2 separate regions of the Homo sapiens genome follow, and region 2 is linked to region 1. Evidence: chromatin loops called from intact Hi-C (ENCODE). Cell type or tissue: transverse colon. All regions are shown on one strand.

Region 1 (5,000 bases):
GACGGTGCACAAGACAGGAAAGAAACAAGAATTATAGGCATTTGTTTAGAGACTCACAGGATAGAGCCCAGAGGTCCTGCAGGAGCCAATAATCCTGCTGGCTTCTAGGGAGAGAAACTGGGTCTCGCATTCGGGAGAGAACTTCAACTCAGGTGTCTTTTGCATTTTGAACCATGTGAACACATTATCTAGTAATACTAATTTAAATTAAAATTATTTTCAAAAACATTCTATACCACTGTAGTGGGTTGACTAGCAGCCCCCGCAAAATTCCTGTCTACCTGAAACCTCGAAATGTGATCCTATTTGGAAATAGAGTCTTTGTAGATGTAATTAAGAATTTCCAGATGAAATTATCCTGGATTAGGGTGGGCCCTAAAGCAATGACGGGTGTCCTTCTAAGAAGAGGAGAAGGCACAGATCCCAGAACAGAGGAGAAGGCCTTACGAAGACAGAGGCAGAGGTTGGAGCCCTGTGGCCAGAGCCCAGAATGACCTGGGGCCACAGAAGCTGGAAGAGGCAGGAGGAATCCGCCCCTGGAGTCTTTGGAGGAAGCACTGCCTGGCCCACACCTGGATGTTGGACACCTGGCCTCCAGAGCTGTGAGAGAATACATTTCTTATGTTACAGTTTGTAGTAATTTTTTATGGCAGTCACAAGCAACTAACATATCACTTCATTCCTTTTTAAATCATCTTATCCTCTAAAGAAGTATACTTGAAGTGTAATTAACAAAATAAATTTCCCCCCCCTTTTTTTTTTTGTTTTTGGAGATAGTTTCACTCTGTCCCCCAGGCTGGAGTGGAATGGCACGATCATGGCTCACTGCAGCCTCAACCTCCCAGGCTCAGATGATCTTCCCAACTCAGCCTCCCAAGTAGCTAAGACCACAGAGGTGCACCGCCATGCCCGGCTAATTTTGGTATTTTTGTAGAGACAGGGTTTCACCATGTTGCTCAGGCTGGCCTTGAATGTCTGGGTTCAAGCAATCCTCCTGCCTCAGCCTCCCAAAGTGCTGGGATTACAGGGATGAGCCACTGTGCCTGGCCTTTCCCCACTTTTCAATCTTAAATTTGTCTTCATCTGGGATGAACAAGAGAGGTGTCTTTCTAAAGCCGACAGGCATGTAATGCACAATAATAAAATATTATACAATTTGTTTCTCACCCAGCCACTTACTCAACAAAAGCCAAAGAGAATTGCTATATTTGGTATAATTAGAAAAACAATAATAAATAAATAGTATCTGTCACAGTTTTTTCCAAAGTACTTTTATATGAAAACTGATTCCCTGAGTTCTTAGGGTTTTACACCTTAAATTTAGGGAGAGCACATTCTTTCAAGATTTAAATTTTGCAACAACACAAGTCAAAAATAATTTGAGTAATGAAGGGAAGGAGAGTGTCATCCTGCCTGGGACTGCGTCCAGGCAGTCCAAGACACATGTGCAGAACACGTGCACATGTGCAAGGTGTGATGTGATGTGAACATACGAGTGTTGCTCCCAATAGGGAGGAAGGAGAGACTATGGCATCTTCTCTAAATCTTCTTTTTATTTATCCTTTTGTTTTTGTTTTTTTTGAGACCGAATTTTGCTCTGTCCTACAGGCTAGAGTGCAGTGGTGTGATCTTGGCTCACTGCAACCTCCACTTCCTGGTTTCAAGCAATTCTCCCACCTCAGCCTCCTGAGTAGCTGGGATTACAGGTGCCCACCACCATGACCGGCTGATTTTTTTTTTTTTTTGTATTTTTAGTAGAGAAAAGGTTTCACCATGTTGGCCAGGCTGATCTCCAACGCCTAACCTCAAGTGAACCCCCACGCCTTGGCCTCCCAAAGTGCTGGGATTACAGGCATGAGCCACTGTGCCTGGCCTAGTTAAACTTTTTGACTTTTAAAAATAAGTAACGGTTGTTCAAAGGTCTTTAGAGCAGAAATGAGAGTCTCAGGGCTCCCCAAATCTCTGCACACACGGCTTTCAGAGTGGAATTACCCTTGCTCACACACAGCTGCACACAGCATAGCTCTGATGGCAGAGGGTTCACTTGCTGCGGTGAATGTCCTAGAATAGAAGTGGGTTGGTAAATGCTTTCTGCAAAGAGCCCGAGAGCAAAACCTTTCTGTGCTCTGAGGCAATGACTCAACTCTGCTGTGGCAGCAGGAAACACACACAGACCACAGGATGCATAAATGAGCGAGGGGGCGTGTGCCAATAAAACTTTATCAACAACAACTGGCAGTGGCCCAGCCATGGACTTGTGGAGGAGACCATCATTTGATGCAGTTGGCCACACTGAAGCTCAGACACGCCAACGTGGTAATGAGGCAGAACGTGGATTCCACTCCATCCTTTTAAGATTAAAGACATGCTCAGCAACAGGTGATACTAGTTCAAGTATTTACCGGGTTATGTGCTGGGTGAGCTGGTGAGCCTGCAGTCCCAAAAGGAAGAAAAAGAGAATGAACGCAGCAGCCAGCTGCGGGAGAAGCAACCGTGCAGCCATCTCGGGTTGGGGGGCAGGAGGTTTCCCAGGGGAGCTGCCTCCTGGCAGGAAGCGCTGGAATCCAGCTCAGTAATTCCCATGAACTCTGTTTAACACCAGCAAGATGGGAAAGGAAGGCAGCTGCAGCCCCAGCTGGAGAGCAGGGCCCTGAGGCTGGGCTCTTCCTGGGCACAAGCCTCTGCCCAGAGCTTCCTGGCGGGGCCCTCAGCTCCTCTTCTCCAAGGCCTGGAAACGAGCTCCATGGGGCTGAGAATCATCTCTGTGTGTGGGAGACACATGGTCAATCTGAGTAAGCGGAAAAAATGGTGAGTGGCTGCGATGGGAAGGAAGCCCCAGAGAAGGGGCTGAGCCTGACTGGCAAACGGGAGGGCGTGGAGTGGGTGGGCAGGGACTTCACTTTTCCTTGACAGTTGTTTCATTGCTCAGATTATTTTGGCAAAGCATATTGTTGACGAATTTTTATGTTTTTCTAGGTATCAATATAAAAGTAAGATATAAACACAACTCCTCAACAAAATTAAAACCCACAGAAAGGGAACCTCACATTTCACTCCCACCTGTCTGTTCTCCCCTCTCCTTGAGAAGTAAAAACAACCACTGTCTTGCAGTGTGTTGCTGCAGAACTTTTCTTACAAAGTTACCTAAATACGGTGGCTTCGAAAAACGTGCTTAGATTTATGTTTTTTACTTAAATGGAAACGTATTTTGCACACGGTTGTACAACTTTTTTTTGCATATTTAATATTCAGAAATATGTCTTGGCGTTGAGTTTCGAGATGGCTTGTGGCGAGCCACGCCGTTTGCCCTAGGGCTGCTTGGTTACCATTTGTTGCAGGGCTCTGTGGTTACCAGGAGCCTGTGTGACCACTGACTTCACATCTGCCCTTCGCTGAACGTGTATTTCTAGAAAAATCCAGTGTCAAACTTGTCCCACACTCCAGTGCCAGAGGTGCTGAGGGTTCTCTTGGGCAGGACCGTTCAGCAAAGTCCACAGAGCAAAATGGGAGCTTGGCCTTAAAAGGGGTGAGCAAGCAGGAGGCGGGCCTCCTCTCATGAGCAGGCACGGAGGTGCTGGTCTGCCTTCGCTGGCCGAGTGCCCGCTGCAGGCTGGGCTGGTGGGAGACGTACGGACACAAACACGGCTGGGAAGCAGGCTCTGCCTCCACGCAGCATGCTCATCTGTCCGGGCTGCAATAACAAAATTCCACCAACGGCTTACAGACAAGAAACTGGTTTCTCACAGATCTGGAGGCTGAAGTCCAGCATCAAGGCGCCGGCAGCTTCCGTGTCTGGTGGGGCTTCCTGGCTCACAGACAGGGCTCCTCCTCACATGGTGGATGGGGCGAGCTGGCTCTCTGGACTCCCTTTTCTCAGGCCCAAACCCCATCACAAGGCCCTGGAGCAGGACTGAGTCACCTCCTGAAGGCCCCGTTCCAAAGCACTCCCACGGGGGATTAGGTTTCAACACAGGAATTTTTGGCGACACAAACATTGAGACCACAGCACCCAGCTCTCTGGGTTCCCAGAACCCTGTGGGAGGGCTGGGTCGCGCCTGCCCCCTTTTAAACACGAGGCTTCCATGGAAGCTTCTTGCCGGAGGCTGGACACTGAGGAATGGACAGGATCAACACTCTTCCACCGGCTCTTCCACCTCCCGATCACTTCCACCATCGCTGGGGGAAGAACGAATGCACCGCGTGGAGTGCTTCCGCCACAAAGCAGCACATCACCTCTGCTCGGAGACCCTGCTGGTGACCCTCAGCCAGCCTCATAGGCCACAGCAGGTCTCACAGCCATGCCCACTCGCAGGGAGGCAGGGAAGCCCCAGCCCCCACCGGTCCGGCACAGGAAGGAGACCTGGACCCTGGGAGTGCCGGTCTCGCCTCCCACTCTCCTGGGTGAGTGACAGCGACGCTGCCAGGTGGGTGGTCCATCAGTTAGACCTGGTCCGTGAGTAGCCTCCTAGGTGGATACAAACATGACAGCGTCCCACAGAGCACCTCGCCTCCTTCTGGAAATGCATAGACAGCTCCTATGTTCTTCTCTCCATCTGGGCATCATTTACTCTTCCTTCACTTGCACTGCTGTCCCCAGTTGATCTTACTTTAAAAGTCCCTCAGAGAATAACCTAATAACGTACACCTGAATAGCACTTCTAACTTCTCACAGTATTTTCAATCCGTCTTTCAGTTCATTGGCACCACACCTTCAGGAGACAGGGAGGACATTGGCAAGACAGGGCTGGCATCTGGCAGGGCCCCAGGCCACCCGTAGGTCTCGCGAGTGCAGGGACAGCTCCTGACAGGATGACCCTGCCGGCCCACGTGCCCACTCCTCCTCTCTCTGCAGTCGCCTTTCTCTGTGCCCATGAGGACCTGCTCAGCCCACCTTTGGGTGGCTTGGAAGTGCCTGGGATTTAAGTCCCCACACGGTCACCCTCAACCACCAGTGACGAGCATCTGTGGATAAACGCCCCCCCCCCCCCAGTCCTCATCCC
Region 2 (5,000 bases), 1.3 Mb before region 1:
TTCAGGTTCAGCTCGTGGAAGACATTCAGGATCCGGTCTCGAGACTTCTGGGCCGACCGTCTCATGAGGACCCTGCTGAGGAACTTCCTGTCGAAGTGGGACCACCTGTAGGGACAGACCTTGGGTGTGAGCCTCAGGTGACAGGCGCCCTAGAGCCCGCCGGACGCGTGGCCCGGCCCCTTCTCTCCTGAATTTTGTTTGCTATAGTGACCCTGTAGGCGCGTTTAAAATGAGGGAAGCAGCCCCTGCCACACGCCCAGGCCGTCCGCCGTTCTCCCGCCTGTCCTGTTGGATGGAGGCCGTTAGACGCATATGAAACTGCATGCCGCCTCCTCCAGAGGGTGGCTCAGGACACGGTGGGTGTCAGGCCTGGTCAGGCAAGGGGGCTTTGGCCACATGGGGGGCACCTTCAGGTGCACAGGAGGAAGGGCAGGGGCGGACAGACACCCTGAGCCCTTAGACTTGTGGGAGCCAAGCTGACCAGAGTGAGGTTTTTTTTAGCCTAACGGAATTAGAGTATTCGCTGGTTATCCAGATCAGAAGGGACGGTGGCCTGGCCGGACTTAGAGGAAACTCTGGGGCACAAGGAGGTGATGCCTGTCACTTGGACATGGGTGCAGCCGCCAGAGCCGCCCTCCAGGGCACAGGGTGGGCCCGGGTGAGCTTGTGTGCTCACACCTGGGCAGGCCCCGCGGCAGCAATGGCAGCTCTCCTGTACAGGCTGAGTTTCAGCCACACCAAGAAGTCAAAGCTAACCGAGGCTGTGCCTTCCGAGACCCCCGGGATGGCCCCTGGGAGGCCAAGGAGTCGGGGACTGGGTACCCGGAGCAGAGTCACTGTGGCCACGGAGAACCGCAGCTGAGCTTTATGAAGCCACGTGGCCACACCTCCCGGTGCCTCCACCCCAAGCAAACACAGATCGCTCAGAAAATGGGAACCCAGGGCAAATTGTATGTGCTCCTTACTGGGTTTATTATAAGTGTCACATGTTTTTTATAATAAAACATAGGTGATTTCACCTTAATGGACAAACTCTTTTTTTTATTTTGGGACGAAGTCTCGCTCTGTCACCAGGCTGGAATGTAATGGCGCAATCTCGGCTCACCGCAGCCTCCACCTCCCGGGTTCAAGCGATTCTTGTGCCTTAGCCTCCTGAGTAGCTGGGATTACAGGCCCACGCCACCACCCCTGGCTAATGTTTGTATTTTTAGTAGAGACGGGGTTTCACCATGTTGGCTAGGCTGGTCTCAAACTCCTGACCTCAAGTGAGCTGACCACCTCAGTCTCCCAAAGTGCTGGGATTACAGGCTTGAGCCCTGCCAGACAAAATCATTTTAAATGTTGACTGATACTAACCCTGTTTATGACGTGGAGGAAATAATCTATTTGCCTTATTTTCAATTCCTACATAACAATTTGGAATTAATTGGGCCACATGAGAGGGCATCTCTATTCCCTGGAAGGAGCACAGAGAATTCAGCTCCTGTCCCCTCACTCGGTGGCCCCAACTGCTGCCGCCAACTCCTTTCCGCAGCACCTGCGTGTCTCGGGGCACACCTGGCACCTGGCCTCATGGGGCACCGGAGCCCTGACCAAGCCTGGACTCAAACAGTTGTTATGCATGTGGCTTCTGGTTCTTCCGAGTGGAGGATGTTTCCAGAAGCCGGGCTGTGCGACACCGCCGGGGCCGTCCCAGCCACTTACTTGTCTCTGAGATAATTGTGCCCGATCTGTCCGGATATGTCCTCGATGGCCGAGAGGATGTGGTCGAAAGCCTTTCAAGGGAAGAAAGACATGAGCGTCTCGGGGCGGCCAACCGGGGAACATGAGGTGCCCCTCCACTCCTGGCCCAGCCCCGAGGAACCCACCAGCCCCCCTCACCACGCCCCTGGCCTGGACGCAGCCTCCTCTCCCCTCCTGGCCCAGCCCCAAGGAACACACGGTGCCCTCCGCCACCCCCCAAGCCCCAGACCAACGCAGCCTCCTCTCCCCTCTCAGCCCAGCCCCGAGGAACACGCAGTGCCCCCCCCCGCCCCCCAGCCCCGCACGTATGGCGGCCTCCTCTCCCCTCCTGGCCCAGCCCCAAGGAACACACGGTGCCCTCCGCCACCCCCCAAGCCCCAGACCAACGCAGCCTCCTCTCCCCTCTCAGCCCAGCCCCGAGGAACACGCAGTGCCCCCCCCCCGCCCCCCAGCCCCGCACTTACGCGCCCGTGCAGCTTCTCGTTGAGCCGAGGTTCCCGGTGCTCGCTCCTCTTCACCTTCAGCCACTGCACCAGAGGCTTGATGGTCAGGCCCTGGAGGACAGGGTCTCGTGACCCTGGTGCCAGGCAGCCCCCCACATCCCGCTGGCCCGGCCAGGTGCACCACACAGAGCCACCTGCCCCGGGGCCCACAGGCGCCCTCCCTGCTCTCCGGGCACCCAGCAACCCGCGCCCCTGCTTTGCAGAGGAGGAAGCAGCACCCGGGGCCTCATCCACCAGCGAAGGCCCGGGAAGAACATTTTTAGGACAATTATGCTTCCTCCCCAGTGGGGCCACGTGAAAACCTACAAAACGGCTCCTAGTTACTAAAATTATGAAACCCAATTAGGGTCTGGAGCCTGGAAATGCTTGTCCTGAAGTGCGGGCCCAGGCTCCCCTCGCGGGCGGGGCCGAGACCCCAGGGCTGGCTGGGCTGGGCCTCACCTGGAAGATGACGGTGAAGAACACTACGATGATGGTGGTGCTGACGAACAGGTTCTTCTCCTTGACCTTGTCTCCATCCAGAAGCACCACCAGGGCAAAGGCCACGGCCCCGCGCAGGCCCCCGTAGGACAGGACCACCTGGTCAATGGGCTCCAGCTGCACCATGCGGTAGCGGTTCAGAAGCCAGGTCTGCAGGACCACACCTGCGGATGATGGGGCGGGCACTCAGCTCCCCGGCCGCCCTCCCAGCCGCGGGACCCCAGCCCCTCCGGGACAGCGTCTTGGCGGCCAAGCATGTGCTGACGAAGAACAGCGGCACCCTAGATACGGCGTCCCCACGCCACGTCCCTCGTCACCATCCACCCGGAGCCACACGCGGCCTGGCGTCTCCCCCCCACGCTCCGTGCATCACACACACGGGTGCTGGGGGATGGGGCTGGGCGGGGGCGGGGCTGTCTTGCTTCCCGTTCCATCTCTCGTGCCACTGACCCTGTCTTGAGGCACATCCAGTGGAGTCAGTGGGAAACCAAGTGGTTTCCCTTGGGGTTCCAGAGCCTCCCACCCCAGCCCCGAGGCCGCCACCATCAGGTCCTCTCCTCTGCCTTGCACGGGGCTGCACCTCCATCTCCCTGGGCCCAGTAGAAAGCCTGCGCCTTCCCGGAGACGGTGCCGGCCCATCGGTGGTCCCACGGCCGCAACCCGGCCCCGCCTCACCGATGGCCCGGTACACGGAGATGAAGACCAGCGTCAGGAGCACGAAGGCCGTGTTCCAGGTCCAGATGAACGGGTTCACGGCCGAGATACCCAGGAACATGAAGATGATGGTCTCGGCGCTGCTGGCCAGCATCTTCATGGTGTAGCGCACGGTGGTGGCCGACTGCTCCGAGATGTTGGCCTTCACATACTTCTGACAGCAGATGCCACAGAAGGTGATGCTGCAGGGACAGACGCGCCTCAGGACACGGCCACCTGGCCTGGCGCCCGAGGCCCCCGTGTCCGCCCAGCCCCCCACGGCCTGGCGCCTGTAGGCCCAGAGTCACAGTTGTGTGGTTACGGGGGCCTCTTCCTCCCGAGCCAGGCTGGGCCGCCAGGGTTCCTGCCCACAGCCCTGCGGGGGCCACAGGCGGCATCACCGTCATGCAGATAATGGGCACCGGGGCTGCCTGCCAGCAGGGAGGGCAACAAAGGGTTCCAAAGTCCCTCCCCACCTGACCTGTCTCAGGGTGGGCACTGCTGTCGGCCCACAGACAATTCAGTGGAAACGCCAACTCCTTATTTTAAAATTTAAATAAATTCTTTGCCCCACACTGAATTCCCACCCAGCCTGGGAGCGCCAGCGGAGCGGGCGAGGTGACGGGACACTGCTCTGAAGGTCCCGCGCTAGGACAGAGGGCAGGGGAGGCCCTCCACTTCCTGTACTTCCCCTCACGGGGGTTCACGGGGAACTTGGTGATGCAGAGCCCGGAGCTTCTGCCACACACACCCCCGGTGTCCATGCGGCTGGCACCTCCCTCCGAGTTGGGGTCCCCCTGGCTGGCTCACCCCGCCGGACCCAGGAGGGTGTGGAGAAGCTCGGGTTGGGGTCCCCCTGGCTGGCTCGCCCCGCCGGACCCAGGAGGGTGTGGAGAAGCTCGGGTTGGGGTCCCCCTGGCTGGCTCGCCCCGCCGGACCCAGGAGGGTGTGGAGAAGCTCGGGTTGGGGTCCCCCTGGCTGGCTCGCCCCGCCGGACCCAGGAGGGTGTGGAGAAGCTCGGGTTGGGGTCCCCCTGGCTGGCTCGCCCCGCCGGACCCAGGAGGGTGTGGAGAAGCTCGGGTTGGGGTCCCCCTGGCTGGCTCGCCCCGCCGGACCCAGGAGGGTGTGGAGAAGCTCGGGTTGGGGTCCCCCTGGCTGGCTCGCCCTGCCGGACCCAGGAGGGTGTGGAGAAGCTCGGGAGGAGGGCGTGGAGAAGCTCGCGTGTGTGGGAGGGACTCACGCGAGGATGGCCGACAGCGACAGCATCTCGGACGTCAGGTAGGACAGGTAGGAGATGATGAACACGAAGCCGGGCTCGATGATACGCACATGCTTGGTGAAGCGCGTCACCAGCGACAGCAGGAAGGCGAAGACCACCCCCACCAGCGTGCCCCCCAGGCTCACCACGAAGAAGGACACTGGGTAGAGGACGCCCTTTGTGGCCGTGCCGGCCTTCCGGGCCCTTCCTTGCCAGGGGCCGCCTGGTGACCCCGCGGAAGTGCCGGGAGCCCGGGAAACGGGGGTGGATCCCTCACTCTCTTGGAGATCGGGCCTGGTCTCAGCACCAGCCTTGGTTCAGCA

What was found. Peaks named below come from ENCODE experiments on the same cell type or tissue, not always from the same donor. Only the 100,000 strongest peaks of a DNase experiment are listed, where the experiment ranks them.
Region 2: it touches region 1 in a loop (17-fold over the local background); 2 of 110 quality-filtered maps call a loop at or near these places.

The regions. Positions count from the first base shown.
Region 1 is chr5:1,790,828-1,795,827 of GRCh38, forward strand. LOC101929003 (a long non-coding RNA gene) reads left to right here and starts at 2,238. Exons shown (of 2, transcript XR_241722.5): 1 at 2,238-2,808; 2 at 2,977-3,041. RefSeq lists enhancers at 1,407-1,666, 3,502-3,611. In transverse colon, no CTCF peak of the experiment used is centred here; a DNase peak (open chromatin) is centred at 2,185; H3K27ac peaks cover 1,423 bases.
Region 2 is chr5:479,861-484,860 of GRCh38, forward strand. SLC9A3 (solute carrier family 9 member A3) reads right to left here. Exons shown (of 17, transcript NM_004174.4): 5 at 4,660-4,837; 6 at 3,402-3,622; 7 at 2,688-2,890; 8 at 2,208-2,297; 9 at 1,705-1,775; 10 at 1-105. It overlaps SLC9A3-AS1 (SLC9A3 antisense RNA 1), which reads left to right. Exons shown (of 7, transcript NR_125375.1): 6 at 1-356; 7 at 502-1,032. Among named protein-coding and RNA genes, the nearest start is that of SLC9A3-AS1, 9.1 kb to the left of the region's middle. In transverse colon, no CTCF peak of the experiment used is centred here; no DNase peak of the experiment used is centred here; H3K27me3 peaks cover 4,564 bases.